Regions from separate parts of the Mus musculus genome. Here all the other regions are linked to region 5. A link is a loop called in an ENCODE intact Hi-C map of the cell type or tissue named here. Cell type or tissue: left cerebral cortex. All regions are shown on one strand. Links, peaks and the distances in the headings refer to the core of each region. The heading gives the core; the rest is flanking DNA.

What was found. Hi-C counts contacts between places; a loop is a spot of excess contacts. Peaks named below come from ENCODE experiments on the same cell type or tissue, not always from the same donor. Only the 100,000 strongest peaks of a DNase experiment are listed, where the experiment ranks them.
Region 1: it touches region 5 in a loop (7-fold over the local background); 7 of 42 quality-filtered maps call a loop at or near these places.
Region 2: a loop joins it to region 5, with 2.8 times the contacts of the local background. A loop is called at or near these places in 14 of 42 quality-filtered maps.
Region 3: a loop joins it to region 5, with 3 times the contacts of the local background. A loop is called at or near these places in 8 of 42 quality-filtered maps.
Region 4: a loop joins it to region 5, with 2.2 times the contacts of the local background. A loop is called at or near these places in 10 of 42 quality-filtered maps.
Region 6: a loop joins it to region 5, with 3 times the contacts of the local background. A loop is called at or near these places in 3 of 42 quality-filtered maps.
Region 7: a loop joins it to region 5, with 2.5 times the contacts of the local background. A loop is called at or near these places in 3 of 42 quality-filtered maps.

What each region holds. Positions count from the first base shown.
Region 1 is chr3:100,919,718-100,924,148 of GRCm38, reverse strand. It overlaps Trim45 (tripartite motif-containing 45), which reads right to left and starts at 1,656. Exons shown (of 6, transcript NM_194343.2): 1 at 750-1,656. The coding sequence starts at 1,237. In left cerebral cortex, for the core only: no CTCF peak of the experiment used is centred there; DNase peaks (open chromatin) are centred at 1,224 and 1,905; H3K4me3 peaks cover 1,976 bases; H3K27ac peaks cover 1,430 bases.
Region 2 is chr3:100,483,788-100,488,218 of GRCm38, reverse strand. The region is part of intron 1 of Tent5c (terminal nucleotidyltransferase 5C); the gene reads left to right. Among named protein-coding and RNA genes, the nearest start is that of Tent5c, 3.2 kb to the left of the region's middle. In left cerebral cortex, for the core only: no CTCF peak of the experiment used is centred there; DNase peaks (open chromatin) are centred at 241 and 2,312; H3K4me3 peaks cover 108 bases.
Region 3 is chr3:100,187,838-100,192,268 of GRCm38, reverse strand. It overlaps Gdap2 (ganglioside-induced differentiation-associated-protein 2), which reads right to left. Exons shown (of 14, transcript NM_010269.3): 8 at 4,236-4,395; 9 at 1,307-1,383; 10 at 566-642. Among named protein-coding and RNA genes, the nearest start is that of Gdap2, 28 kb to the right of the region's middle. In left cerebral cortex, for the core only: a CTCF peak has its summit at 2,555 (motif pointing left); a DNase peak (open chromatin) is centred at 2,553.
Region 4 is chr3:100,420,103-100,424,533 of GRCm38, reverse strand. Gm32471 (a long non-coding RNA gene) reads right to left here. Exons shown (of 3, transcript XR_375895.3): 3 at 2,456-4,431. Among named protein-coding and RNA genes, the nearest start is that of 4930406D18Rik, 4.1 kb to the left of the region's middle. In left cerebral cortex, for the core only: a CTCF peak has its summit at 1,985 (motif pointing left); DNase peaks (open chromatin) are centred at 1,974, 2,972, 3,517 and 3,984; H3K27ac peaks cover 1,423 bases.
Region 5 is chr3:100,679,818-100,684,248 of GRCm38, reverse strand. The region is part of intron 1 of Man1a2 (mannosidase, alpha, class 1A, member 2); the gene reads left to right. Among named protein-coding and RNA genes, the nearest start is that of Man1a2, 3.4 kb to the left of the region's middle. In left cerebral cortex, for the core only: no CTCF peak of the experiment used is centred there; DNase peaks (open chromatin) are centred at 1,211 and 2,498; H3K4me3 peaks cover 3,115 bases; H3K27ac peaks cover 247 bases.
Region 6 is chr3:100,356,354-100,360,784 of GRCm38, reverse strand. No RefSeq gene overlaps it. Among named protein-coding and RNA genes, the nearest start is that of Gm25802, 55 kb to the right of the region's middle. In left cerebral cortex, for the core only: a CTCF peak has its summit at 1,617 (motif pointing left); a DNase peak (open chromatin) is centred at 1,600; H3K4me3 peaks cover 329 bases.
Region 7 is chr3:100,597,848-100,602,278 of GRCm38, reverse strand. All of the region lies in intron 8 of Man1a2 (mannosidase, alpha, class 1A, member 2), which reads left to right. Among named protein-coding and RNA genes, the nearest start is that of Gm40106, 59 kb to the right of the region's middle. In left cerebral cortex, for the core only: no CTCF peak of the experiment used is centred there; a DNase peak (open chromatin) is centred at 2,716; H3K27ac peaks cover 1,205 bases.

The DNA.
Region 1 (4,431 bases), core at 158-4,157, 240 kb before region 5:
GGGGAGGCCAGAACTCAGAGAGAGAGAGAGAGAAAAAAAAGCCAGTTCTAGATTAACCCAAAACCTTGTTTAGTTTTGTATTCTGATGCACTAGAGTGGGATGGAAGAGAAAATGGGACAAAGACTAGCATCTAACAAGCTATTCCGTGACTGTGATAAAAGGCAAAACACCCCAATTACCAGCCTGCTGTCCAGGTCAGAGGTCTGAGTTAAGGCACAGTCAATGGACACCTACACTGAGGTGACCTGTTTAGTAAAAAGAGCAAAGAAGAAGGAACTAGGTCTGAACTGAGGATTCGGTTCAGTTACATGATTACCAGCTGTGGGACTTGGGCGAAACACAAACCACTGCTGGGCTTCCATCTCCTCATTTACTAAAGAGGGGTGAAGTAGCACCCACCTTTCGGTAAGAGTTACAATGATCAGATGAGATCAAGCGCAGGGTGTATGCTAGCACAGTAATCCTCTCTCCAGCACACGGTCCGTTTTCAATAGATTAAACAATTGGTGATAGAAGAAAACTCAAGGTGCTCTATAAACCGAAACCTGCCCTGCTTTTGTTACTACAGCTATCAGGTCAGCGGTGCTAACCTCCGTTCTAGAGCTTGCGATCTGTTTGCACAGTGTTCTTTGCACTTTGACAGTGTCTGCGAAAGCCTTCTTTTTGACCTGCTCACCAAAGGGATCTGTGTCTTGCTTTCTTTGCACTCTACTCTTACGCCACAATAAACGGGGTACTCCCTCTTTACCTATGAGCCTGGCAGCAGAAGTGGCAGAGATTGGCTTTGCAGGTCTGACACCTCTTCTCTACTTCTCTGTCGCTGCACAGGTCACACACCAGGCCCTGGCCTTCCCCACGCAGGTTCTCCAGCAGCACATCATTCATGGCCAGGTGGTCTACCGTTAAAGCCTTCACTCCACCCAAGGGCAGGTCCACTTGAGCATCACATACCGGACAGAGGATGCCGATCTGTGGCTGCAGGCTACATAACTCGGGGTCCTGGAATACTGACCCCTCAGAGCTTGTATCTGAGTCACCCCCACGGATGTCCACTACTGAGAATGGATCCAGCTTTTCCAGACACGTGGTGCACACTGTGTGCAAGCAAGGCAAGAGCCTGGGGACTTTGAAAAGCCTCAGACATGTAGGACAATGAGTCTTGCCTGAGCTTCCAGACGCGTTCGCATCTTGGAGTTTGTGCACGAAACCCAGAAGCGGCTTCCTGATTTCTGACATCTTCCCCACGTATGTACCCAGTATCACAAAAGGCCCTGCGCAGTCCTCTAATGCAGGTTAGATTTACTCAAAGACAGAGTTCCAAGATCTTGAACACTGACCATGAGGACTCTCGTGTTGCCAAGTAAAAGGACAACCAGAAAGAGAACGCCTCTGAGGAACCATCCACAGATCTCCGGATTTGTGGTTTGGCCCTTCCTTTCCACTGCATCCCACACCAGTCACAGCCACACCCTCCTGGATCACCCACATCGTCCTCCTCGCAAGCGCTTCTAGAGCTAGTCCCCAGCTAATTCTGCCACCACCACCCTGACCCCAGCATTTCTTGTCCTCCAAGGTCACCCTCCCTCCCGCCCCCACCACGCCACAAGCGCGCCCTCCGGGCGATGAGGTAGTGGGTCCTCGGGCTCTCCCAGAGTGAGGGGCCAGGGGCAGCCGCCTCTCTGGTTTGCCTAGGAGGCCCTAGAGCCGTCGCCCCGCCTCACACCAATCCCAGACCAGGATTCTCCGAAGAATCCAATCACCGTCCGAAAGGGGCGGGCCTCGCAGTTCGGAGCCATGTCGTCCTCCAGAGTGACATCACTGTCATCCAATAAGTTCAGCAAGGTCCACATCCTCGCCGGCCACTCGCGCGGCGAAAGGAGAGGGAGCAAGGGAGGGCCTCGTGCAGAACCGGGAGGAGGAGTCTGGGAGTGAGCGGCGTAATGTGGTTGGCGTCACGAATGTGAGCTCCTGCCGCCGGAGAGGCCTCTGGATCGTTGAAAAGCCTGCGCTGAGGCTCCACCCCAAACTCAGATAGGGTTCTCCCATTGGTGCGTGGTACTGTCAGTCGGCCGAGGTGTAGCCCGAAGCATTCTGGAAGTTGTAGGCAGGCTCTCGGTTGCAGAGGCTATAGCGAATCAGCGGCCACCGGGTCAGTTTCCTTTCTGGGTTTTCCAAGTATTTTTTCTGCCCTGGAATCTCTTACGTACAGCGTGCTCGGAACCAGAACCCTCTCAGCTGGCTAGCTTCTGGCATTTTCCAGGGCAAGGGTACCTCCGTGTCTGGTTCCAGAACTAAACTTAACTGAAAAGTTTAGAACTGCTGCTCCGCGGAGCTCCACTGAGTTTCCCGGGTGGAAGCTGCTTTGAATCATTCAAGACCAAGACCGGAGAGACACACCTCACCAGAATTCTACAGTAACAGAAGTTGTCAGGGTTGCGGGGGGTGGCCTACAGAGCAAGTTTGGCATTTGTTTTTACAATCAAGGGGAGCTCCTGGTTGGTCACAATGGGGCAGTGGAGGATGTCACTGGGACAAGTCCCTTGTAGGTCCGACTAGTTAAAAAGTTGGGCACACCTGGTCCCTGAGCATAATTATTTCTTTGACGCCTTAAAGAATTTGCCAAGAGTCTCAGATTCATTCATTTGGAGACTGTTTCCTACACATGGGGTCTAAGGCACTGACTGATCTCTGAATCCAAAAATTGTAATAGCATGGCTCCGTAGTTGCTATCTGTTCCCATTCTTCAGATGCGTAAGCCTCTGTCTATCTCACTGTTTTCCTTTACAGTCTTCCATATATGATTTCAACCCATGCATCACTGTTTCAGGGACCTCTTTATTAGAGATGTCATAGTATAGGCATAGCTGTCGAAGCCTATGCTTTTACGAAGTATGGGCCTTCGGTGGAAAGAGCCCCAAACTATGAAAAGATGAAATTAAAAGAAAAAAAAAGAATTATCTGACTCTTCGTAAAATATGTTAAAGTAGAGATGTAGCTCACTGATCCAGTATTTGCTTAGTATGTTGAGACTCTGGGTTCTGTCTGTGGTACACGTGTGAACACAGACACCACACACACACACACACACACACACACACACACACACACACACACACAGGTCTGATTTGGTCTTTATTGTGAGGGTCTCGAGAGCTGGTTCTAACTTTAGCATAAGTAAAAACGTTATCTGCTAATGAATGGCTCAAAAGCCATTTTTACATAACAGTCACATGACCTCCCAGTGTAAGGAGTCGGCAAAGGTCTTAAAAGTGAAAGTGGTCCTTACCCAGACTTCTCCAGCCTTTCTCTCCTGCGCTGCCCTGGCCGAGTCCCCTCGCTTCACCGCAGTATGCTGAAGCAAATTCCAAAAGCGGTGTGGACTTGGCTTTGCTATATAGTGTTGCTCTGAACCTGCCCTCCTCTGTGCTTAGCCATGCTTTGTCTTATCTCTTATTCATGCCATATATTATATTTCCCATAGGGTGTATTCTGACTTCTCTGTTGGAGGAGTGCTGTATAATTTATATGCATTATCTCATTTAATCTCCCAACAGCTTATAATAGAGCTGCCTGGGAGGGGTCGAGTGGTCAACCCAAGCTAGCATCTGGGATGGGAACAACAGTCTTAAGATGTCATGCCTAAGATTCTGCCCAGTCCCCTCTGTCCTTCCCTTTCTCAGCTTCTTGCACATCAAATCCCTACCTGCCTTCCATGGAGAGAGAAGATGGGGCTATCTGGAGAACATCTTTCCGTTCTACTTAAAAGTCTATGCATCTTCTCTCCTTTCTCACGCCATTGATTGCTGGTTTTCTCCCAACCTCTTCTGCCTCTCCTTATTTTGCTAACACTTTTCAGTGAGTCCTTTACACATTCTTTCTCCCGAGGACTGTGATGAAGTCCTGAAAGAAAACTCACCCTCCCTTGATCCAGTTCCCCTCAACTTAATTAGCGCTGGTGGCTCTCACCACTGTGGTTCTTAAACTTTGTGCTAGTCTCATCACCGATGTTTTGTTCTTTCTCTTTGGTGTGTAGAGAATGAGTGACAACATTCCTGGACTTTTCTCAGTACTCAGCCACGTTAGTGTTTGCCCTTGCTGTGTCCCAGGGTGGTTTCGTGGCTCCTTTGTTGGCCCCCACTGTATTTCCTCTTAAAGAGCTGAGTCCCCAATTTATATTTCCAGTTCTGACTAACCCCTCCCCAGAGCTTTTGTCATAAATGTCTGTTATAGCTCTGCTCCAGGACGTTGCCTTCGCCTAACCCCATCTTCAGTGACTCGAGGCTTCTCTCTTCATTGCATTCTGTGCTCTTAGTCTTCTGGTTTCACTCTCCCAAGGGGAAGCTCACTCTCCCAACCTGAGATCTTATCATCTTCTTGGCTTCCTTTCTTGTTTTCCACATCCAGGCAGGCATCAGTTTCTTTCCATCCGC
Region 2 (4,431 bases), core at 230-4,229, 200 kb after region 5:
CAAGAACGCAAAACTTCCACCAGCATCGATTGTCATCCCTAGGTGGTCTAGGCCTCTTTTCTCTCCTCTCAACCTTTAATGTGGAGAAACCGTTCAGAGCCCGGACCCAAGTCTTAAGCCCCTCCCTCAATTGAGGATAAAGTGCTTACAACGAAAGATTTAATAGACTTACTGATTTTTTAAGAATAGCTGTGTATGTAATAGTTTGAATTATGACGAGTTTGGTGTTCTGGAAATAAAGTTAAGATGGTCAAATCCTCCTAAATTAGGTCCCCAGCTGCCCCGCTACTCTGGGAAGGAGGGTGACGGTGGCCATTGCTGGCTACAACAACTTCCACTGTAATTTGCTTGGCAAGGCAGCGAGGGAGCCAGAAAGCTAGCCAGGCAGCCAAGAGGGTGGTAGGAAGGCTTACCAAGAATTCTATCTTGCTGGAAGTCACCAGAGGTGTGATTGTTTTTCCACATCTTACCCCGCAGTCGAAGGGTGTGGGGTGAGGAGTAACGAAGAGCCACTTTTCTCTCCCAGCTGCTACAGCTGGACCACCAGTGGTCCTGTCCTCTGCTGGCCTTGTTTGTGGGGATGGAGGGCTTAGTATCTTAGTATCCGGATCGGACAGCTGAAACCTTCTCTCTGAAGAGACACTTTGGTTTAAGAAGCTTTTAGATGGAGAGTTCGATGTGTGGAATAATTGTCCCAGGATCTGCACAGGATGTTGCTTACTATAGTTAAAATTGTGGGGGTTGTTGAGCGATCTCTAGACTGTTACTAAAAGAAAGGTCCCGAAGTTTTATGAGTAACTTTAGTGTGTGCACCTAGAACAAACAGTCACACTCTTTAGTCTGAGTTTCTCCCATAATACCTACCTTGTATCTAGAGATTAAGTTTGTGAACTCAGAAGGGAGGACTTGGCTCCTGGCCTGTTGGTCTGAGTGTGAGTGGAGTGCCAAGGGCTCGCTCTCCAGCTTTTCCAGCTCTGCTGCAAGTATAGCTACCAAGCTTTCTGCAGGACTTCCAGCCTCTGCCCTCCATCACCAACCCCAGTGGGGATGCATCCCCCAGTGTCCAAGGGCAGGCAGATTATACTTGCTTTGCATTGCCCATGGGAAAGTCCAGGAACCACTCAGCAATGAAAGCAATTTAAAAGGGGACTGTTGAGCCCTGTTGTACTATTAGTTAGGCTCAGCTGCAACAAAACTGGAAAGCTGCATTGAATGTTTCCTTTCTCCCTCCCTCCCTCCTGCCCTCCCTTCCCAGCTTCATCTACTAAGTAGTACCCTGTCTCTATCTCTCTTCTATGCTATGCTGTCGTAGAATCAGCCATGGAAGAAGGACAGCCTATATTATTAAGAAAAGCTGTAGAAGCAGAGATGGGCTAAGAGTTAAGATGATGGCTAGGGGGTTCTTATCTCTTTCCTGGCCTCCTGGACACTCTCTCCTCTCTCTTCTATCTCTCTCTGAATGTTTGGAGATTAATAGGGAGTGAGTCAGAATCTGAGGTGTTTCTTGGTTTAAAACTAGTCTGTTGGTTTTTTCTCATTATTGAGGTAACCGGCGAATAGGGGAGATGCCTTCTACCATCCCACTGTTTTGACTGTAGCTGTTGAAATCGTATTATGATGGCACCAGCTTTTCCATATTTGACGACGTGCTTGTGAGTTTAAAGCTACTTGAGAAAAGCTGACCTTCTAATTTCTTGAACCTGAGGTTTCTCCCGCTTTGTAACCTTTTGACTGGATGCGTTCATTGAAAGGGAGTTTTGGCTTAGAGTTCAAAAGGTTTATAGACAACATCTTTACATAACTCAGCTTTGTAATGGGAGTCTTCTGAAGTGTTTCAAATTAATATTCTGTACAGCTGGGCCCTGGGAGCTTGTTCTTGAAGTGTTTGCAGAGCGTTTTGAAACAACAGGGGGAAAAAAGCCCTTCCTATGAAGAAGTAATTACTGACACGAAGCAGCTCTGTGTAAGGGTGTTTTGTGGTTTCAGAGCATTTTGCACTGTGGTCCCTTTTTCTTGGATAATGGAGGTTGGGTCAGAAGGTGCTTCCTAGGTGGTATGTGCCAGGTGCCAGCCAGGCAGGCCAAGGGAATGATAGGCGAAAGGCCTGCCTGTGGAAGAGCTTTAGAGGTGAGCTCAGCTGGCCTGACTTTCTGATATACTTGAAGAACTTGTTTTTCTCTCAGTTGTCCTTGCACGTGGACCCCAGAAAAGTGTGGGTTTGTGGTCACTGCAAAGTCCTCACCCCTGCCTAGAAAGTGCATGCATGGCCTTGTGTGCAGACATGCGTCTGTCATGTGAATGCACACTCTCTCTGCTGGGTGCTGCCTGCTGTTCTTTGCGCAGGCGGAAGCATGCTTGAAGTGGCTGTCCTGCTGGATCAAGGGACTAGATGGAGCTTGCTTTCTGTGTCAGGAGCGCCTGGTTTAAAAGGCTGGATGATGTCTTGATCTTTTCAGTGAAACCTCTGTAGTGTAGGCTTGGAGCAGAGGAAAGGTGCCTGCATTGACCAACAGCTGAAACTCCTAAGGCTGGCCGGCTTCTAGCCCCACCCCTGAGCACCTCAGCCCTCCCTGTCCTCCCAGCCCCAGCTTGCTCTCTCTCTCTCTCCCCTGTGTTCACTCAGCTGCTTGCTCTGCTGACTCTTTCGTTTTGACTTTTTTGTTTCTCACTGTCCTCGCTGACCTGGTTTAGAGGGGACTGTGGACAGGAGCTAGATGAGAGCATCAGCCCGCCTCCCTGGCTCTGGCCAGTGCTCAGTCCTGTGTACTTGGAGCACTCAGCGCCTAGGATCTGCCCATCCCTGAGGACTCTAACCCTAACCCTAACCCTAACCCTAACCCTAACCCTAACCCTAACCCTAACCCTAACCCTGCCTTCCTCCAAGATTGTTATTTCCTGATGCTTTTTTTTTTTGCTGTCCCATGGGCAGGTCTTCCTTAGCTGGCCTCCTTTGCTGTGCAAAATACAGACTTAGATATTGGGAGAGAAAAAAATAAACAAAAAACTGAACACAGTCCATTCCCCCTGATCTCTGTGAAGGCTCTGATGGATCTCTCCTCTGAGAGGACTGCTTCACCATTCACCATACATCTCTCTACTCCAGTGTGTTATAGGATTTTTTTTTTCACATTTTCTTGTTTTTAAAAATTTAAAAATTTTAACATTGAACTGAAGGGCATTGTTGTTGTTGTTGTTGTTTAGCCATCCCCCATTGCCTCCTTGTCCGGCCCCATCATAAAAACTGAAGAAAGTTATCCAGGGATTATGAACCATCCCCCCATCCCACCCAGGATCCCTTAGCTTCCATACTTGGCCTTACAGGATGAGACCAGGTACCTTCTCTGTGGCCTGTCTGTCTGTCTCTGACACCCCTCTCCCCCCCCCCCCCTGCACTATGGTGACCCCTGCCCCTGTTTGTCATAGTTAGACATAGTCAGGCATCAGGACTCAGCAGCTGCCTGAGGCGCTAGTGCTAGCATGTGGATTATGGGGATATAGAGGAAAGAGTAGGGTTAAGAAGACACACGGTGTTTGCTCTGCCTTGTTCCTCTAGAAGCCAGCACCGCCGCTGCTGCTGTGTCCCATTCCAGACTGTTGTAGACTTTGTGCTTTTTCACTTGCCTCTTGTAGGCTGCCCCTCACTGGGGGGCACCTGGGCACTGATCCAGACAGACCCCTGACCACTTCAGGCTTTCATTTCTTTATTGTTAACTATGTAGCAGACAGAGTCAGTGCTGACCCAGAAACATATGGGACCAAAAGCCTGGTAAAGTTAAACAATAAATCGATTTGTCTGCTTAACTATTTTAATAATCTGTGCAAAACATGTAAAGGAGATATTTTCTTTCCTTCCTTTATATCAAGTCCTTGGAATCTATGCTATATTTTGTATATACTATGCACTTGTCTGAACCTTCTACCTTTCGAGAGCTTGTGGTTACTGTATTGGGTGGTGTGAGTCTGGCCCATGTGAGCACGGTGTTTTACTCTCAAATCCTGGTTCTCTGCATGTGAGAAGCAATAGTAAGCTATGCAGAGTTACTGGAGAATGTATATAGGCTGTATGCTCTGTGTGGGCAGCGATCTCTGTCTCCTGCCTTCAGGTCCCAGAATCCTAGGAGAGAGCTTACAACACAGTAGGCGCTTGGGTAGCTGAGGAAATGTGAGGTGTGGCTCAGTCCCCACGCTGGCTTATTGATGAGCACCCATCCTGTGAGGCAGATTTGACTCCTCAAAAATAAAAAAAGAGCCGGGTGTGGTGGCGCACGCCTTTAATCCCAGCACTGGGTGGCAGAGGCAGGTGGATTTCTGAGTTCGAGGCCAGCCTGGTCTACAAAGTGAGTTCCAGGACAGTCAGGGCTATACAGAGAAATCCTGTCTCGAAAAACCAAGAAAACCCAAACCAAACCAAACCAAACCAAACCAAACAAA
Region 3 (4,431 bases), core at 293-4,292, 490 kb after region 5:
TTTCAATTCATCTCTGCTGACAAGTTCTCTCTAATTCTCAGGGTGAGAAGCGACATTTTGAATTGCCTCTACATATTACTAGTCAGGTTGAACAATTTCTTCCTTTAGCTTAACAGTTTCAACGATCTTTTTCTTTTAAGATCATCGACTTCTGTTTTCTGGCCCCATATGAACTATACTCTCTTGCTATCTTGGATAGACTGCAACCTCTGGTATATGCTTTTTAAACAGATACTTAAGTGTTATTTTTTCTTTTTTTTTTCAAAGAAGCTCTCAAGTCTGTATACTTAGGATGCAGGGTACTTCTAACCAAAAGCTTGCTAGTTACATCATACCCAAACAGAATAGCTGTGTTTCTGGAGTAGAATCGGAGCCCTCTGGTGTCTGTTTTTCCTATAGAGGACAAACGAGCCCTAACTTACCAGAAATGACGCACATGGCTTCTCAGGGTTGCTGGTCTACAGACCCATAATTCATCTCACCTGTGCTGAGACCCTAGTTACCGACACTGACTCTTCTTACTTCCTACACCCAGCTGCTTTGCAGCCTAGCATTTATGACTCACCTTGTCCATATCTATCAGTGTCACAGGAATGTTTCTTCCAACTACCACCATCACTGTGCGGCCACAGTTATCTACCCCTGCAAGAGATGATGCAGTCAGGAGCCAAGAACCTCAATACAAGACCAGGCTTTGTCCTGGGCTTTTCATGTGTCTCACTTTATGTATTTGACTACATAAAGGAATTCAAACAATAAGAAATGAGATGCACATGCGTCTCCAATTATACCATTCGATTTCTTTGACTGTTAGGAAAATACTTTTTTTTCTTATGAGATTTTGACCAGAGTCTTGGCCAACATTGTTTAAAGATTTTAAATCAGCATAACCTATACTCTTATTTTTTTTTAAAGAAATACTTTGCTTAAACTCAACATAACTTTAATAATATTAGTGACCCAGGAGACCAAAGTTCTCAACTGAAAATGAGCAGGAAATGCCTGAAACAAAACCCAGTGGAGCAAGTGGGGACTGGAGAGTGCTGTAAGGTTTGAAGTTTGTACTGACAATGCAGAAAACATCCTAACAGAAAAAGCATCCCAGGAACAAAGTGAAAGAGGCACTGTCGAGACCACAAGAACACACTAGAGGTTGATACAGTATGTCTAAGATCCTTGTGATGTCCAAAACCTATTGATGTCAGCACAAAACACTGTATTTACAGAGAAAATCAGAGAAAACCAAGTCTCTCAGAGCACAGAGTCAGATCCTTAATTAGCAAGAATAAGTGATCATTAAGCTCACCTGTTTGGTATAAAGCTTTCAGAGAAGCAATATCAGACAGGTCTTCAGATCTTGCTTGGCATAACCAGCGATTATAACTAGATAAATAAAAGATATAATCATTATAGCAAACATTTGGAAGTTACTTTTTAACAAATGGAACCCATTTTTAATGTTTTTTTTTTTCTGATCACAAAGAACTCAGGCTTCATTACAACAAAGAGTTAGAGGCCACTGCCCCATGCAGAACTGCAAGCCATTGATAGAGGTGCATTAATGAGAAGACGTGTATATAGCAATGACTTGAAAAAATTCTCACTGTAAGTAAAGACTATATAGATAAGTGGCTACAACATCAAGTATTCAAAACAACATAATTAAAGAATATTCTTATTTTTCCTTACTACAAAAATGTAACAAGAAAAGCCTCTGTTGGGTTGCCCTGTCCTGTTTAACATGAGGGCTTTTGTCTTATCGTATCTTGTTTTGTCCTGTTTGGCTGTTGTCTCTTGGAGGCTTGCTCTTTTCTGAGGAGAGAGGGAGAGTGGCTCTGGGGGAGAGGGACGTTAAGAGGGAGCTGGGAGGAGTGTGGGGGGCTGTGGTTGGTATGAGGAGAATCTAGTTCCAATAAAAATAAAAGAAATAATTTAAAAAAGTTCAATAACTAACATATTTGGATAAAGCCCATTGTTCAGCCTGGAAATGCAAGGTTTTCCAGGCCTGATGCAAACGCTGCATCCTGCACTCAGTTATGTCCTTTTGTGTCCTCCTTCGCTATAAATGAAACGGAGCTTTTGTGTGTATACATCGTGCTAGTCTCTGTTTTACTAGATGTACCCCAGCACAGTGCTGGCTATGTTAGCAAGGGCTTAATGAATACTTAATAATTAATGAAACGATGCCTTTGTGTGAGAAGTCCCGTTAGCATCGCAGGCAACCGGGTGCCAATCCTAGCAAGGCCCATATGGAAAGGAACAACCATGAACAACCCATAAACCATGACGTGAGCATTTTAAAAGCGCATATGCGCAGAGTCAGATCACCATGTTTGGCAAGGGAGTCCAGTTTCTTTCTACTGAAAGGAAAATGTTTGCCAGATGGCACTACATTTGACCAAGTTTAGAAACTATTATTTATTAATTAATTATATTTATTTACACCCCAAATGCTGCTCCTCTCTCCTAGGCTCCCCTCTAGAGAAGATGCATCTAATTCTGTTTAGAACCCACTGAGCCTGTCATGTGGTTCATCCTTTGGAAAACTTGTTTACTGGCTCCCTCTAGTGGCCAGTCTGCTTTTTCTCCCAAATAAAATCAGAGGAAAGACCTGGGACTGAGGAGACAACATTTTAATTCTGGCTGGGGAAGAGGGAACCATTTTCTTCAGTGCTGTCACAGTGGCTACGCTGAATGGAATCCAGTTAATAACCTCCCTCCCAGGCTCATGGAGGCAAGGCTACAGAGCAGACAGTCATGAAAGAAGAGGAGGGGCTTCCTGGGAAGGAGGCAGGGAGAGGGAGGGGTGGGTAGGGAAGGGTAACAGAGGTGAAGATGATGGAAATATGTCATAGGAAACACTCAAGGAAATAAAACTTCTATGTTTGTAAGGGACTGCTGAGATGTCTGGTCCAACTCCCATTCAATGACTAGAGACTGGTACCATGGAAGTGCCCTATCGACAGAATGGTACGCTGTGCCACGCTGTGAAAAAGGAAAGCAGCAGAGGCAGGCATTCTGGACCCAACAGGTAAGGCTTGAGAGACATTTGCTTTCATCTGAAACCTGGAGAATGGGTAGGACTGAAGGAGAGAAGATGCTCATAGAAATGAATGGGGCGGGGCGAAGTCAACGCTCAAAGGTCAGTGCACTCACTGCAATCACTCACTGCAATCACTCACTGCAATCACTCACTGCAATCACTCACTGCATCACTCACTGCAATCACTCACTGCAATCACTCACTGCAATCACTCACTGCATCACTCACTGCAATCACTCACTGCAATCACTCACTGCAATCACTCACTGCATCACTCACTGCAATCACTCACTGCAATCACTCACTGCATCACTCACTGCAATCACTCACTGCATCACTCACTGCAATCATTCACTGCAATCACTCACTGCATCACTCACTGCAATCACTCACTGCAATCACTCACTGCAATCACTGTTGCTCACAGCCTATGAGACACTAGTCTTTACCAGCCCTAAGAGGGGATAGATAGCCATGTACAATTTACTTTTTTTTCTTTCTTTTTAAATTTATTTACTATATATAAGTACATTGTAGCTGTCTTCAGACACTCCAGAAGAGGGCATCAGATCTCATTACAGATGGTTGTGAGCCAACATGTGGTTGCTGGGATTTGAACTCTGGACCTCTAGAAGAGCAGTCAGTGCTCTTAACCACCGAGTCACCTCTCCAGCCCCTACTTTTTTTTTTCTTATAAAAATTGGAAAGTAGCCATCTTTACTATTAATCTTTGGGAAAGGTTCCATCTATGATTTTAAAAGGATTTCTTCAGGATGGCTTTAGTGTTAGAAACACTTGGAGAAAATAGAGAAATGTAAAGATCCTTGGGGTAAGTGGGGGAGACATAAAACTCTTCAGCTGAGGAAAACTTTCATGTAAGAAAAATGCAAGCAGAAGCCTTGTAAGTGCTTTCCCATCTCCTAATTTCCATGTTTAGATCGCATGAAGGCACATCAGTTAGAGCCCACAGTGGGGGTAAGAACTCTAAAAGCAGACACACATCTGACCACAGGCTTCCCCACATTAACTGACTCAACTTTTGGCTTTGCATCTAGAGAATTCGGACAGGACCTCCTTCTCGGCCATCGCTAAGGTTAAACAAAAGGAACTCAGATCCTCCTCCTGACCCACACCATCTGTCAGACCCCTCTCCTGACCCACACCATCTAACTGTGGAACAAGCCTGTCTTACTTTCTTTGATGCTGCTTCTGCAGGGCGGCTTCAGACAACTGTCCCTGGAGGATCAACTTTCTTTGCTTGTCAATATCTCCTTCCATCCGAGCAAAAGCATGAGAGCCAATAAAAGACAGATCCACTCCCAAGCCTTCATCCTCATCTTCCTCTTCATTGTCTGCAACAAAAAGTTCCATCAGCAGAGAGCTACAAA
Region 4 (4,431 bases), core at 293-4,292, 260 kb after region 5:
TGCATAGCATCTCACAGTGCAGATAGAAATCTGAGATTTAAAACCTTAACACTTTGGCTGCAGAGGTGGCTCAGTGGTTAAGAGCACTGGCTGCTCTTCCAGACGACCCACGTAAGATTCCCAACACACACATAGCAGCTCACAACTGTCTGTAACTCAGTCCCAGGGCATCTGACACTCTCTTCGGGCCTGTCTGGGTAGCATTTGGTATACAATGTTAAATGCAGGCGATACACACATGTGCATATGCATGCATGCATGCTCATGCTCACACATACACACACACACACATACATACATACACACACACACACACACACACACACACACACACACACACACCAAAAAGGCTAAGTGTCTGGGTTTCTATGTTCTTAAGGCAGGCACAATTATAAACTTTCAATGTGGTAGAAAGAACAAGGATCCAGGTCCAACTAGCTGGAATCTGGTATCCAGGGCCCACGTTCTAATGTTCTCAGATATATTAACTTCTAAGCCTTGGGGCTTTTTGTTATAGGGTACTATATTTTGGTTATCAAATAAGATCTGTAATCATCTCTTTTAAAATACCAAGACCATCAAATGTGATAATTGATGTCAATGATAACAATGAACCTGAAGACAGAGTAGGGTTGGAGCCAGGGGATACCATCACACCTGGCTGACAGGGACTTTGCTTGTATGCCTTCCCCTGAAAGGAAGTCAGTTCCAACATACAACCTTGGGTTGTAATACCTCTGAATAAACTGGGCATACTGATAAGGTAGAAAGCTCCAGGCAAATGGGGTCCAGCTTGATCTCTTCCAAGAGGAGCCTGCCAGGTCCTGATGTTTAGTTGCCCCAAACCTATTGTCAGACTCATCAAGGAGTGGCCAATGGCTTAAATGACAGCCAGAACTTTAGAAGTGGAGTCCAAGTATAGAGGTGCATACCTTTAGTCCCAGCTCCCGAGAGGCAGAAACAGGCGGATCTCTAGAAGTTTGAGACTAGCCTGATCTACATAGCGAGTTGCAGGCTAGTCAGGAACTGTCTCAAAACAAACGAGCAAAGGAGCTGTGGCCTAGAGATTAAAAAATGGCCTTCCATAGAAACCACACCCAGACTGCCTCCCATCTCTTTTTAATCCAAATTTTAGTTCAGAATTTTTCCTGTGACATCAGCATCCAAGGAGGACACCTACCTGTTCTTCCCCAGCTTCCTGTTCCTCCTTTTCCTTAATCTTTCTTACCCAAGCTTAAGTCCGAGTGCACCTGTAACATAAATTGCTAGAAAAGTAAAGTGTCACGGGCCACTTGTGTTGACTTAATTTATGATGCTACTTACCTGGTGCACATGGAACGCTGAATATAAGCTTCTAATCATACGCTCTGAGACTAAAGTAAATGCAGAGATTAAACATCATCAAAAGACCACGATAAAGAAGGTTCAAAGTGTCTTTAATGGACGGAGGTGTTGGTTTTGCCGAAAACAGATGGCCATCACCAAGGGGCAGTGACATTCAAATTCGGTTCCATTGTTTCTGGCTCGTCATATACAGCACACCAGCTGGCTCTAACTGGACTCGCTGCAAGGCCTTGATGTAGCACTGTAATGTGACCTTTATGGCATACAAACATCATTTCCACACTGTGTCAGCCTGCGGTCCTCAATTCATTTATTTATGCCCATTAAGGTTCTGCTTCATGTTGCCCATTGATCATTCAGAGAGCGCCTGTACTTTATCATATGAAACAAGGGATATAGAGTCTCCATGTGACTGCTGAGGATTTCCTTAGAAAGCTTCTTCTGGTAGCTGTTCAGGCTTTGCAGGAGGAAAACAACAACAAACACACACACACACACACACACACACACACACACACACACACACACACACACACACACACACAAAACCCACACAAAAAGCTCTTCCCAAGAGAGCAGGTGGTAGTGGTGGTGGTGGGAGTTGTTCCATATCGCCCCCTAGTGGTGGATTACTTTGCCATCTACATAGTTCTGGAGAGATAGCTTGGCTTGAGATGCAGAGGATAGCACTTGGAAATGTTGACATTTTGGCTGGGATGAGGGGCCTGGACATCAGGACAAGAATGGAGACCTGGATAAGTTGGATAAGCTAGGTCGTGACTAAAACTGAGGTGTTTTTCTTGTCACATGACCTTTTTTTCTCTACTGATTCCTTCTGGTCATTGGAAAAGTCTACACAGGAAAAGTGTCTTGGACTCTGGGAAGGGGATCTAGAACCTGCTTTCATTGGCATTTAGGGCTCCAAAGACAGCAACAGCAGCTACTGTGAGATCTATGGCTTCCTCTGGCTCCCTTCTAATTTCTGGTACCTCGCAACTCTGTAGGAACCTGGACACAGCAGGGTTTGGGCTAGAAGACCATTCTGAGGGCCAGGTTTTCTCTGGATCCCCATCTCCTGGGTGCTGATTTGTGCCTCTTTTTTTTTGGGGGGGGGGGGAGGAAACTTGAAGAGAGAATTCTTAAATACTCAAAGGCTGTAAGCATGCCACCCTTGCTATGACATTCCTCCCCCAAAGGGCCCAGGCCCAGCATCCACATGTAGAAGCAGATGAACTGCCATTTGAATCCCAGTTCTGTCACTCATTCATCAAGCCTAAGATACTCTTGACCCTGTGACCACACTAGGGTCTTAGCACCTCACCCTACACTCTCACCATCTTCTGGAACAACCATCGGAACCTCTGAAGACTCTGCCCTCTTCTCTGAACAAGAACAATATTTGGCTTCCTTTGGTGACTCATTTTTCCACCCAGAAGACTTTCCATGCATACCCCAGGCTGCTGTGCAAACGGTGTCTCTGGCCCTCTTGGGTGTGTGTGAGGCTCTATCCTGGAATTGTGGTGAAGCCGGATGCTATTCTGAGATGTTCTGTAGCCTTCCAGCTATTTCAGGCCCCAGCGGTCTCTCTGTCCATGTTGCAGCCACAATTTCCAAAATTCATCCTTTTATACCCCTGACACCCCTGGATCTAAAATAGCACCAATCTGGAGGTGGTGAGAAGAACATGTTAGAAAGAGTGGGCATGTGCACATACGCCACCCTCAGTCTACAGCTGGCCAAAGAACCAAGAAGGAGCTAGGCCTAGAGACCAAGATCCAAGATGGAGCTGGACAGAGACAGCAGGGGCGTATACCCTCATCCACACGTTGGAGCAGCAGCAGTGTGAGGAACTGGCCAAATACTGCAGGAACTCACTTCTTGTTTGCTGACTTCTCACTCAGTCGGAGATGGCATTCGTTTATCCAGTTCACAAGTATTCCCAAGTGCCTACTGTGTGCCCGATGTTTGGGTGTTGGTCTGTCTCTAGATCTGTTTCTATCCACTGGTGGATGAAGCCTCTCAGGAGACAGTTGTGCTAGGCTCCTTTCTTCAAGCATAGCAGAGTGTCATTTATAGTGTCAGGGGTTGGCTCTCTCTCACGGGGTGGGACAGAAACACACTTAATCACAGAGCCATCTCACGAGCCCCACAATATTCTCTTCTTCATTACAAAAGACAGAGATGCCAGAAAAATCTGTACCCGTGTGAGGTCCACAGAGCCAGTGTGGCAGGGCAGAAATCTGAACCCACAAACCTCTGATCTTAAGAGTTCAAGTAAGATCCTATCTGTAGTGCACAGTGGCATCCGATTACGGCATGGGAGCTCATTGAGATGCAAAGTGTGGTGAAGGTGACTGGCCTGATTCCACAGGGTTTAACCTTGAGTCAGACGCAGGACTCCTTCCTCAGCCCCAATACAAGGAGACCAAATTCTTCCTTCATACTTTTGGGTTCAAGGGCCCTTCCTGTACAGTGGGACAGCCTAGGCTAGGGTTGGACACTGATCACATCATAGTTCTATCTGTTTCGGTAAGGAAGTTCCTGCCCTAACCTGTTCATCTGGGATTCCTTTACTCCAAACAACCCTACACAACTTGGATTTCATGTGCTGGTTTCTTCCTCTGATAAGCTGCATACCCCAAGCAGGGAGAGGTTCCCTCCTCTGCATTCCCCAGACTTCCAGCCTGCACGTCTGGCACCTTGCTTATCTTGTTGTTTGGGAATAGCCTTGCGCATGTCTGTGCATGCCATCCCATAATGTAGTGTTGCACACACTTGGAACTCAGGTGGTCCAGAGCACCAAAAGGACAGATCACTTCAGCCATTTGCAGTTAGCTTGCAATTTTTATTTGGTCGCAGCTGCTTTGTAAGAGTTTTGGAAAATGCCCTCTTTCCTAAGCCTGGATTATGATACAAACGTGACCCAAAGCACACAACAAATACTTGTGGTGTCTGGGTGCCAGCACTGAGGACATTTCTGAAGGCTTGTGGCTGGCCTTTTCATTCCGTGTGCACGTGAACTGGACACACTAATGTGAGGTGGCTGGGATCTGAAGCCAGACGGGATGTGTGGGTGTCTTAACCACA
Region 5 (4,431 bases), core at 222-4,221:
AATCTTGACAGCTTGCTAGACTTTGCTCAGCCACCAAGTCCCAATCTCTGGCTTGTGCTCTGATTTTTTTTTTTTTTTTTAAATGTTAAAAGGTGGGGTGTGTATATCCCTAACCATAATTTGGCCAGTTATTCTGAATTGAGCCCTTGGCAGGGTATAATCAAGATGAAATGAAATGGAAGCTCTGCTTCCAGCCTTTAAGTCATTTCTAGATCTTTACCTAAAAGGAGACTTTGGAGACAATTCGCTTTTTCCAAACACCTCTCTCCTCTCATAAGCTAATTCTTGAATGTGTGAAAGAGAAGTATGTATGAGACTTCACCCGAATGGTAGAACCCCTGTAGAAAATGGGTAGTGGTTTTAACCTAGTGTGAGGATTTTGAAAAAGCCTAGGTTCAAATGTGAGCCTAAGTTAAATATTTGGGACAATACACTATTGTAATGAGGGCGTTCTCACTTTGTCTGTGAAGTTAATAATTACTTGCTTGCTAGTTCATTGACTTTTGGCCTTATTGGAGTACTTCTAATAATACAGTTTCATACCATTTTTCTATACTTTGGGATATTTGATATTTTCAACTTACATACTTTAAGAGGTTTTTCTTTAAAACTTCCCTTGCTTTGTAACTGTGAAAAACCTTACTTGGTCTGGGAAATATTTGCTGAAAAAGAAACGTTGTTTTTCTGGACCTTATTTCCCATGGTATGTATATATGATGCAATGAACATTTGGGAAAAAAATGTTCAGAGCTTTTTGACAGCAGTGATGTATTAATGTCATTTAGCTATTATGATCTGCTGTCGTGTACTGATAAGTGGCTTCCTTTATATTTTATATGGGTAGAAGTTTGCAAATTTTTACTTTAAAATTGATATTAAGAGAGTTAAGAAAAGTTCTCAACTAGTTGAAGTTAAAATACATTCAAATGAAAGTGTGTTTATGTTCATTGTACTGCACAAATTCAAAAGAATCGTTTAAGTCTCATAAGTAACAGTTCTTAAACTTTATAGCCCAGGAATATACATATATTAGAGCCCAGGAATATGTGTGTATTTATTGTTACTCAGAACCCCTGGTTCCTGAGTTTGGCAGTGGGAACAGAGTTGTAATGGCCAAGGGGTGGTTATTGAGCTGCATTTTCAGCTTGGGATAGGAAGAGTCAGGGTGACGGAAAGGACACTGTGCTGTTGGATTTGCTTGCCTACCAGCTCAGAGAATCAACTCCTGTGTGGGGAGTTGAAGCAGTGAAGGAGGCAGTGCTAACGCTGGCTGTGGCAGGAACAGTTTGTGCTGCTCTTTGTTTACACTTTGTTGTTGCTTCCTCTCACCTGAAAACAGTCTGCTTGGAATAATTTTACTTTGAGCAAGGAATACGTTTAAAATGACAGAAACTAATGTGCAAATATGATCTTGATTAAAAGTAATTCAGAAAGATAGTCTTATAGAATTATTTGTAACTAAGATCATACTTATTTTGTGTGTAGTATCTTAGAAGGTAAAAATTGTGTTATGTGTGTGTGTGTTGTGTGCATGCTAGGGACAGGGTTGGGGAGCCTTGCAAATGGAGGGCATTAATTCTTGTTACTAGTGTTTAAGAGATACTCGTTGGGATAATGTTTCTTTCTGAATGCATAGTTAGTGTAGTACCTTGGTGTTTTAGTTCAGTTGTTAGTCATTTTACACTGACTAAAATTTGTGAGTTTTTTGTTTTGTTTTGTTTTTTGAGCCAGTTTTTAATCAGCTCAAATTGTTTCCTCTGTATGACAGCGACATCTACTTTATGGGCTGTACTGAATGAGATAATACGTGCGAGTCCTTGATATAGTTCACAACTTCAGCCAGTTGTCAGGGAGACTTAGGTTATTATCACTTATAATTGGAATGTTTGAATTCTGACTTTGCTTTAAGTGTTTTATGTTTCTGAAAATCTAGGTACAGTTTGATAAATATTTTAAAGAGTACACCAGAATGTTTCTATCAAAAGGAACATTTTATAATGACATTATTTTATAACTGTTATTAGTTAACAACAAATAATCTACTGTTCAGACTGCTCATGTAGAGCCTCCTGTGTGGATGGGCTAATGATTCAGGGATTCAATGATTTTGGTTTTGGTTGTTAGAAAGTTGTACTCAGAGCAACCAGAGTTTGTAGGGAGTGACTGTCCAGCATTTGGAGTGGAGGGGGAGAGAAATGAGAATAGGAAGGTTTCATTGAGGGGGAAGGGGCTCTGAAACGGTGAGAAAAAGAAAGCTAGATGAAGCAGTGATGGGAGGAGGCATGGTCAAGCAGGCTGCACAGGAGAGCCCTAGTGGGAAAAACCTGGCGTTCTTACGGGTACAGGAAATGTTCCCGTGACTGACGAGGTAGACAGTGTGGTTGTGTGGCCAGGTGCAGAGAGTAGACAGGGCAGATGTGGATTTACAATTCCTGCCTATCCCCTAGTTACAGAAGCTTGAATTAGTTCCTGGCATGCACAACGTGGGAGATTCATGTGACAGTCTAGATTTCTGGCTTTTCTTAAAAAAATTTGCGACTGGAGCAACACTCAAGTGTCTATTTTCCGATGGCTAACACTCAGTCGGAATCTGGCTCCCTCTTGACAGGCGTGCGCTCTCCATTTTATGCCACTCACTTAAGGTGTCAAGTAACACAATAAATCAATGCTCAGCCTGCCAGTGGTTAAGTTTGCATCTCTAGGCTGGACTGTTGCTAAGTATTTTGGTCTTCATTCTGAGTAGCTGCTGGGAAGTCACAGAAGCAAAATGAAAAAAAAATTCATTTTGAATTTAAAAAAACAAAACCAATTACTTTTGTGCAGGACAACCAAGGTTGAGGGTCTAGGACACAGCAAATTGACTGTGGCCATATTAGTAATTCTGTGAGAGAAGATAAATTAGTGAGAAATGAAGTTAATTTTAGGGACCTGTGGTTGGCTGAATATAGAAGTTAAGGTAGGAGGAGAGAGTGGAAAGTAACTTCTGAGTTTCTTTTTTGTATGGTCTTGCATTAATACAAACTTTTTTTTCTATTAATGCCTTTGTTTATTTTTATTACAATTTTTTGCCTTTATTTAATAATGATTTTATGTGGTTAATGTTTGCTTAGCATGTTCCCTTTTGTTAAGTAGCTTACACAGTTTTTCAATAAACTTTTTATATGTTTATAAAGCATTTTTAAAGTACCAGTCCACTGTCAAGGTGATAATAGCACAAATTGTATTAATAGTTTAAAATTACATTTGTGATTTTAAATCACCACAAATAGGAATTTGTTATACTGCTCATTTATGTTATTACAATATATGTTGATTTACATAAAGGGTATCTTTTTAACTTGTGTATAGACAGTTTCCTTTCATTTTTCAGTCTTTCATTTGAAACTGACATTGCTTATATAATGACATTGTACAAATGAGGTTGACCTCCCCATGTGTTTGTTTAAAACATTGAACATATATTTGTAAATTATCCTTTAGTTAGGATCATGTTAGTTCAAATTGAATACTTGAGAGTTATGTGTGTTTATTTCTAGTTGCTGTCTGTCTGTCTCAGCTGATGTTATTACATTACCTGGTACAAATTACACACTTGCCCCTGTCCCTCCGGTAAACCATCACACACTTAGGACAGGGTTAGGGGGCCTGAGTTACCCTTGGGGGAGCCCCTGTGATTTCTCCAGTCCTCTGAGGACTGGGAGTCTGGGCAGTGGCTGGAGACTGGGTGGGGAGTGCAGCTTGGCTGACAGCAGATCTTCAAGGCAAGGTCCCTCACCTTGGCCGCCTGGCTGGGGCTGACGGTCACAGCTGCATCCCACTGGGCCTTGAGCAGCTGGCTGGGCTTCAGAGCCTGGAGAGCTTCTGGGGAGACTCTTCCATACTTTCCAAAAGAGTGTAGTTCCCACCAGGCTTATGAGAGCTAAGAGGGTTGGCAGCATGACAGGTAGGCTCTGAAGTTGTGACACTATGGGCAGAGCCTGGTGTCTGATAGTTTTCTTGTTTTTGGAGACAGGGTTTCTCTGTGTAGCCCTGGCTGTCCTGGAACTCACTTTGTAGACCAGGCTGGCCTCGAACTCAGAAATCTGCCTGCCTCTGCCTCCGCCTCCCGAGTGCTGGGATCAAAGGCATGCGCCACCACCGCCCGGCCTGATAGTTTTCTTAAAGGGAAAAAAATGTAGGCTTTGGAGTAGAAAGGACCTAAAGTGGAATGTAGTTTCTATTTGGTGGCTATGTGACAGTGTAGTAGATGTAATCATCTTGAACCTACAGTGACCATTACCAGTCACATCAGACTAGAGTGTACTTTAGCCAGTGTTGAGGTGGCTTAATACTAGCACTCTGGAAGCAGGGCAGGAGGATCTCTGAGAGTTCAAAGCTAGCCTGATTTACATAATGAATTCTAGGCTACCCAAGGCTATATAGTGTCTCAAC
Region 6 (4,431 bases), core at 112-4,111, 320 kb after region 5:
ATGAGGAAAGATGAGGAGATGGAGGCCTTCCACAAGAGCCAACCAAAAAAGGTGCCAAGAGGAACCTGCTGAAGAAGGAAGAATCAATCATACCAGTGGGGCTGTCATGAAAAATCAAGACAAAGTTTCAAGCAAGAAGCTGATAGCGTCTGTGGGGCTGTGAGAGTCTGTTTGATCCAGTCAGGAGGACCAGTTTGATCCAGTCTGTTTGATCCAGTTGAAGGACTATTTGAGCCCTGAGCCACATTGCAGAGAATGGAGGGGCAGAGAAGAATGTACGGGCAAGACGTAGATGGCTCTCTGCGGGTGGAGGGGCTTGACAGTGAAGGACGGTGGAGGTTTAAGGAGCAGCTGTGTTGAGTGGGGAAGCTTTTGAGAACATTGAGACACCTGAGAATCTGTTTATAGTGAGGGAAAGACATGCCAGGGAGCTGCGTGAGCTGTCTTTCAGAAGTGCTAACAGTGGCTCTCAGCCTTCCTAATGCTGTGACCCTTTAGTACAGTTAGTTCCTCATGTGTGGTGACTCCCAACCACGAAATTATTTTTGTCTCTACTTCATAGCTATAATTTTGCTATTGTTATGAGTCAGAATGTAAATATCTGTGTTTTCCAATGGTCTTAGGTGGCCTCTGTGAAAGAGTCATTTGACCCCCAAAAGGGGTCACAGTCTACAAATTGAGAACCACTATGCTGGAGGAAGGCATCTTCCTGCTGTTGGTCCCACTGAATACAATGACATCGTCAGAGATTCTTTAGTGTGCCCACGACTTACTGCTCTTCCAGGCTATGCGTGGCTGTATGTTAAGGGGGAGGTGTGGGAATCCAGACAGACCCAGAGACCACATTAACTTAACTCTGGAGCCCCTCGGGATAGACACAATTCTCAGGCCAGCAACCTGCTTTCCAAGGGTCTCTCTGGTGGACAATCCAGAAAGGCCACTTCTTACCAGTTTCTAAAATGCTATTTATTTTCAAGGTCTATTACTTTAATTCAGTTTCATTCAAAGGGGTCAAATGTCTCCTGGGTGCCTTCTGAGCCCAAACTTGCCCAATGATGGGAACACTACTCATACCCTTAGAAATGCTGTCTTTTGTAGGTGTTCAGCTTTTCGGGGATAAAAAGATAAATTGACATAATAACCAAGTTACTGCTTTCTAAAACTGTTTAGACCCCCCCATACCGCCCTGATTCTAAGCTCCTCCATTCACTTAGCTTAAGTAGCAAGTACAGGCAGTCCTGGGTTGAAAATCAAAAAACTGAGATGAAGGAAGCTTGTCTCTGCTTAAAAGAACCTTACAGGGAGACCGAGAGGGGGTGCCCATTCTCTGGAAGTCTTGATTGTCATGGTCAAGATTCGGATGGGGAGAGCAGAGAAAGTGCTGACTGACCAAACGTGTCTGAGAAATATGGGAGAGGGTGTCATCAGGGAAAGCTCCCCAAGGGACCGTTTGGAGTAGAGCTTCAAAGGGCTGTCAAACGCTGATGTTCAGTAACTGCGTGGGGACCGGGGAAACTGGCAGCTTTCTTCTAGGGCTGAACCTGAACATACCGGAAGCCAAAATACTTGCAAGCCCTTTGTGTCCTGAGAGCCTGCTGTCTTTCTGCATGCTGACACCTAGTGGCTGTGTACATTTTTCACACTTTCTTAGAATGCTCAGGCTCCTCTCTTCCCCCTCCCTGGTTGTTCCAGTTAAGGAACTAGTGGACCCCTGATGGCGGACAGGGATGCCTCCCATAGCCCACAGCCTGTGAAGCTGGGACTGGACTAGAATCTCACTCCCTGGACTCCAACATCGGATTGACTCTGATGCAGTCCCCACCACAGCCAAGCTCTCACCATTGTTACAGAAGGTCCAGTAGGTCTCACCTGAGTGTGCTGGGACATTTCATGTCCCACTTGCAAGGGTGGGGACATTTTAACATAAAAGAAACATGGAAGCTAGTGGCTTAGCCAAAGAGAAAAAAAATGGGGTATTTCCTTCTCACCCCATTCCTACTGGTCCAGCCTTCAAAGACCTATCTCACTTTTGAGTAAACATGGTTAAGAGATGCTAACAGAGTGGATGCAAATTGTTAGCTTTTGGTATTGGGAAGCCAGAATGCTATGAGAGATTGGAGGGAGAGGCCTCTAAATTCATTTCTTTCTACCTATAGCTGCTAGAAGAGTAAAATCATTATTGAGTCTCAAGGGCAGTGGGTTCTAAAAACACCTGTCAGCTGTTGCATCTCATAGAACAGTGTATTCAAATATGGTTCTTTGTTAGAGCTGAAAGTTTACATGTCAAGTGTTTCAGAAGCTCACCTGGCACTGCAAAATCTACCATGGCGTCAATGTCCTTGCTAGCAACCATCCTGGCTAATCTTCACACATCACCGTGTTATGAGTGGTCATGTTGTCTTTCTGTTATATGTTTTGTATTAACGACAATTTCAGGCTATTAGTTTGTGCCAGCAGTTAGTGAAGAATAGATCTTAAGGAGGATACAGTAAAAAACATAGGGCTAGCAAGACTAATAGAATTGATACAAACCACAGCAGCTAAGGAGTGAACAAGCTCGAGGAAAACCTCTCCATGGAACAATAGCTTGAGAGAGAGAAGGGCTAAAACACGGATTCTAATATTTGGTCTCAGTGGCCCCATCAGCTTGGGAGAGAAAAGGTCTACCATTTATCCATCCTTGAGGGAGCTCCTGACATTTCATATGTTCATGTGTAGCATACTGTCAGGGAGGCAATACTGAGACTCATAGTGTTTGTTTTTCCTGAGGTCACATATGTATTATATGACAGTGATGCTCAGTGGAACAATGAGACCTAAATTATTTCACTGGTACTTTAATTCGTTTATGTCTCCAAGGCTGGGTTGTCTCTAGCCACTCTTGTTTTTTCTTTTTTTTTTCCATGTAGTATGTGTGTGTGTGTGTGTGTGTGTGTGTGTGTGTGTGTGTGTGTGTGTGTGCACATGCGCGCGTCTGTGCATATATGTATGTGAAGGCCAGAAATCAAGCTCTTTATAGCTGTCCCCCTTATCTCCTTATTTACCAAGACAGGATATTTTACTGAATGGGAAGTACATGGATTGGCAGGCAGGGTGACTAAGGCATCTCTAGGGATCTGTCTGTCTGTCTTCATTTCCTCAGTGCCAGGGTTACAGAAGTGTGTCACCATTCCTGGCTTTTTATCTGGGTTCTGGGAATCTGAACTCAGGTCCTTATGCCCACAGGGTGAGCATGTAACCAACTGAACCTTTTTCCCACCTTCCTCTCCCTGTTATTTGTTTCTTTTTGACATCCCCTACATAAAGGCTATTAACATGAAGGAAGAATGGTTTCTGGCTGGAAGTAAAGAAAGCTTATCTAGGTAACAGTTCCTGGAGGGGCCTGGCCATGCAAGGCTGGACCTTCTTATCTTCCAAATTAAAAATTCTGGGTTGCTTCTGAATAACTCATAATTGAGGCTGGCATCCTGGCTGGTGATTCTAGGCACTCTGGGGAGTGCTAGAATTTCTTCTTGTACCCATCAAGCTGAATTTACAGCAGGGAGAAGGGAGGAGGTTGGGGGCTGCTTCTGATTAGCTTGCATCTTCTGCCAAAGTTATATGTCCTCTCTGTGGGCAATTAAGTGTTTCTCACGGACCCACCATCTGGGTTCAGCAAACTGGGGAGTGGCTCTCTCTCCACCCTACCTCACTCCAAATCCAGAGGCCAAGCAGCAAGACTCAGAATATCCAATCCTTTCTCTAGCTCCCATTTTTCCTTACTTCTCGGGATAATGGCTGCCTGCATAGCCCAGTCTGGGGCACAGTCCACTCAGTGGTCCTGCAAAGAGTCAAGAAACCACCACAATTACTTTTGCTGGAGCATGAATTGGTGACTTGAAAGACAAAAAGAACTTCAACTTCAACTTCCCCGGTCACTTCCAAGAAAGAAGTTTTCAGAGAAAAGAGTCCTGACTCACTGAGAGTTTTCAGAACAATTTATGTCTTGTCATTGTTTCTTAAATGTGTCCTCAAATTCATGTGTTGAAGGCTTAGAGCCATGGGAAGGTGGCAGGAACTTAGGAGATGAGGAAAAAGCTGGGTCACTGGGGACATACTCTTAAAGGGTAAGTGGAGATCCCAGCATGCTATTTGCTCTTCCTTTTTCCTTTCCTCCCCTATACCTGTCCCTTGTCCACCATAAAGCAAACAAACTTTGCCATCAAATGCTTCTGTCATGATATGCTACTTACACACAGACACAAACACAACTGAGTCAGACAACTATAGGCTGAAGCTATGAGCCAAAATAAGTTTCCTTGTTACAAATTGACTTTTTTCAGGCATTTTTTTGACACAACAAAAAACCTAAATATCATTGCTATTGTTGTTACCATGGTTTTTAATGTGTTAGGAGAAGGATAATGGGTGCTAACAGCATCTATCTGTAAT
Region 7 (4,431 bases), core at 309-4,308, 82 kb after region 5:
ACCCCCTACCTCCCTTAAGTCTATCCAGCCAGGGGCTTCTCTCCTTTTCCCAGGTTCGCTTCCTATAGAGCCCTGCCGGTTCAGCTACCCACTCTCCTGGTTTGCTTGATTCTCGTCAGTTCCCTCTTCTGGCCCTTTTCTCCTTCTGTTCTCTTCCGTTCTTTCCTTCACATTCCCACAGCCCAGTTCAGTTTGAATTCTTCCAGACACTTGTGGCTGTTCTCTCCCTCATATCTGCAGGACAGTCCTTTTTCTCAGCTCTACCTTGGAGTGGCCATGTCTTCATTTTCATTACACTGTGAAGCATCCAGCATAAGGGCTGGGAAGGGAACTTAAGTCCCTTGCAAGGCCAGCACATTCTTTAAACTGTCAGACAACTGGACCAGTGCTCTGGCCCTTATAAATGACATTTTTATTTAATATCTAACGTTAGTTAGCTATAGAAATAAATTGTTGTTAATGTATTGATCATAGATCACTTATTTATTTCCAAATTGGTTGTGGTTTATTTGTTTGCAATTAGTTTTTTAAATCTATTACACTTATAGGATTCTTTTAATTAATTACATGGAAAACTAAGAATGTGGATATTCTTGTCTTACTCCTGATTTTAGGAAGAAATCGGGTTTTCATTGTTGTGTATAGTGCTAGCTGCATGTTCTGTTTGCTTTTTAGTTATTTGTCTATCAGGTGCCTATTGCTAGGTTAATTAAGGAGTTTATGGTGGTAGGGCTTGCTGTAAATTTGTATCAGGAACGTAGATTTTTACCAAGTGCTTTTCATGCCTACCCATCTCCTTTTTTTGTTAGCATACTGACTTGTATCGATTATATTATTTTGATTAATAAATCTGCCATTCTTACTTGTGTTTACTAATGATATACCATTCCTTTAAAAATGTTGTAGGATTGACTTTATTAGGAAATTGCTCTGTGAATCTCTCTTTCCTTTCTTATTCTGGTACCTTTGTAATGATGACCTCATGGATTGAGTTGTGAAGCATTTTTTCCCAAGGGTTTTGATAAGAGTTTGTGTAGAATTGTATTGGTCCTCTTTTAAGAATGTAATAAAACTTAATAGCATAATCAACCACACAGTCTAGGCTTTTCTTTTGAAAAAATTAACTACAGTTTCAAGTTCTTGGACAGAGAAAGCTTTGGTCAGGTTCTTGATTTTGGATATTTTTCTGACTCTCAGAATTTGTTTATGTCATTCCTTTTAATTTTTTAAAAAATATTTCCTTTCCATTTTTGCTTTGGCTAACTTTGTTGTTGCTATTTAGTTTCTGACTGAGGTTCTTACTGTAGGAACCATCTTTTCTAGTCAGTTGCAGGCTAGTTCTCCCAGAATCCCACTCTAGCAGCATCCCATAAAGTATGACACACTGTGCTTTCACTTTCTCTCGACTTTACAACTGCTATCAAACGAAAAAGTTTGGGCCATTATTTCTTGAGGTATTATTTATTATGCTGCTTTGCCTTTTGAGATTCCATTTGGTTGATTTTTGTGTTTTTATCTTATTTTTATTGCATTGCGTTTTGCAAAAAAATATTTTGCTGTTGGGGATTAGACCCAAGGCCATATGCCTGGTAGACCCTCTATAGAGTACTGAGCTAAACTGCTAAGCCTTTGGGGGGTTTTGTTTTTCTTTGTTTTACTTTATTGAGAAAGGCTCTCACAAGCAGCTTGAACGGGCCTTGAAGCAAACATCCTTTTGTTTTGGCCTTCTTCAGCTAGTGTCATAGGCATTTACCATAGTGTGTGTGTGTGTGTGTGTGTGTGTGTGTGTGTGTCTGTCTGTCTGTCTGTCTGTCTGTGTATTTAAATAACTATTTCTATAAATCTTCCAGGTCAGCTACCCTCCCTGTGCAGTACCTAGTCATCTGTTAGTTTCATCTAGCAGTTTTTTAAAATCTCTGATATTGTGGTTTTCATGTTAAGAAGTTCAGTGTGGATCCTTTATGTTGTCTTTGTCTTCACTTTTTAGACATATGTGACAGTGGTAGTCATTAACCTCATAGCCCTTTCTGTGTCATTAATACCATCCATGTCCATTCCTATCCTCCTCACTTGGTTGTTGTCCTGACTGAGTGTCTGTTAATATTTGACTGCACAGCACATATTATGAATTTTACAGTGTTGCAGGTTAGATATTTTTTGTGTTTCTGGGCATCTTGAGGTCTGTTCAGGGATGTAGTTAAGTTGGCTGGAAACAATTGAACTTCTTTCCTGCCCCGCTTTTGTGATTTGTTAATTGACTCTGGTGCATTGTTCAGACCTGGGCTCATTATTTCTTCTACGAAGGCAAGATAATTCTTGAGTATTTACTGTATACCCTGTGAATTGTATTTCTGCCCTAACTGGTAATAATAGGAACTTTCTTAATAGTCTTCATTTTCACCAGACAGTATTTCCTCCAGTTCTTTTCATGGTTTTTCGTGACCATATTCCTGGTTTCCATTTTCTTACCTCAGAATAGAAAGCATAGGAAAACAGAAAATAGCTCTTTTTGGTAGTCACAAAAATAGAGCCTTTTCAGCTTATTTAATCTTACCAGTTCATTTTGGTCTTCTCAGAGAGGCTCAGTTGGCATTTTGTCCAATGCATGATAGAAATCATCAAAGCTGGAAAGATGCCTCAGATGTTCTTTAAAGGACCTGACTTTAGTTCCCAATGTATACAGCAGGCAAGCTTACCACATCTTGTAACTCAAGCTCCAGGGGATCCACCCCTTTTCTTTCCTTCATAAATTCCTACATACAAATGAAAATAAATCCTTTTTAAAGAAGGCAGTCGTGATTGGGAAACCACACATGCCAGTGAGGCTTGGCTTAGACTTGTACTCAAGCACAGAAGGGTTCCCAGTTCCAGGAATAAGGCTTTAACCCAAAAAGTGGTCTTGCACAGACACTTAGTCTACTGCCGCATAGCAGTATAGTTAATGCTTGCTATCCTGAATACTCAAGGAGAAATCCTTGTAGATCTCTAGTGCTCTTCTCTTCTGCAGATTTCCCCTCAGTACAGAATGGGTGAAGTTCTGAATAAATGTGTGTTGTTGGCACGGGCATGGGCATGTCAAGCAAGCATCCCAATGCCTCAGCCCCATAGAGTGGCAAAGCCTTCCACGTGTAGGTGTTGACAGTGTGTACCAGAAATGTCCTCAGCATCTTTCTCTTTGCTCCCCCCAGATGTTTCCAGCCTCAAGACTGTACCTAGCCTCTCTTCCATATTCAGCTGTATATAAGAACGGTGTATATATACAAACATGTTCAGCTGTATATAACAAACATGCTGAGCTTCTGGAGGTGCTGAGGTTCGTCCATTCTAGTGCTTAGGTTACCTGACCTCAGCTTTTCTGTTCATGTATGTGTGAATGTCTTTTCTGTAGAGTTGGGGACCTGAGCCATTCAAGGAGACTGCACTCCTCTTTCATGTACTCACTTGTCACTTCACTCCCAGCTTCATTTCTTCAGTTCAAGGGACCTACAGGACATGGTCTAGTTTACTGGTCCAGGGTCTCTGCCTGCAGACTTCCTTGAGGGAACAGCTTGTGGCAAGCAGGGCTCACTTTATTTCCATCTTTAAGGAATTAACATCCCCCCCTTGTCTGATGCTGACTGCTTGGAACAAACATTGCTTTATTTTGTCCCATAGTTTTGTTGTTTTAGATTGCAGAGTGAACCCAAATTGGAGTTGCTCTGTTTTGGTCACCCCACCCCCACCCCAGCAGTTCCTAATAGCTTCCTGTCTTCCTATTTATTGTGTATTCTTAAAATACCACTCCATGTTGTCCTTTTATTTTCCTTCACTGATTGAAATCCACACATGTATATAAGTACCATTCAATGGTTGACCTTAGATTTTAACTACTGTCTTCATCCTTTGTATTTTTCTAACATCTAGGATTGTTATAGTCCTCTTCAGAACGTTCTCTTCAGAATGCCATAAAAACAATGTGGCATACTTTTCACTGCTTGTGTCCTAGCCTCACTGTGGACTTGTTTAAAATTCTTAATTTCTTTGTGTACTATTGCTGTTTATATATGTCATTCTATTCTTGTAGATTGATCTATATTCTCATTCTCTCCCTCCCTCCTCCCTCCCTCCTCCCTCACTTCCTATCATGTTCTAAGAGCATGTCCTATAGTACTTTTACAGTTTTACAGTGGGTGCTCACTGTAATGCTTTTGTGTCACAGTGACTAAAGTATCTGAAAATAGGTTAAAGGAGAGAATTCTTTATTGTGGCTCACAGCTTTGGAAGTTTGAGTTAATTATAATGGGGAAATCGTGGAGGGACAGAGCTGTTCTTATCTTGGCAGACAGGAAGCCAAGAAAGGGGAATACAGGCATGGTACACCTACAAACAGAACACAACGCAATGCCTCTGGTTACCTTCTTCCTTCAGTTAGCACTCCACTTTCTATCACGT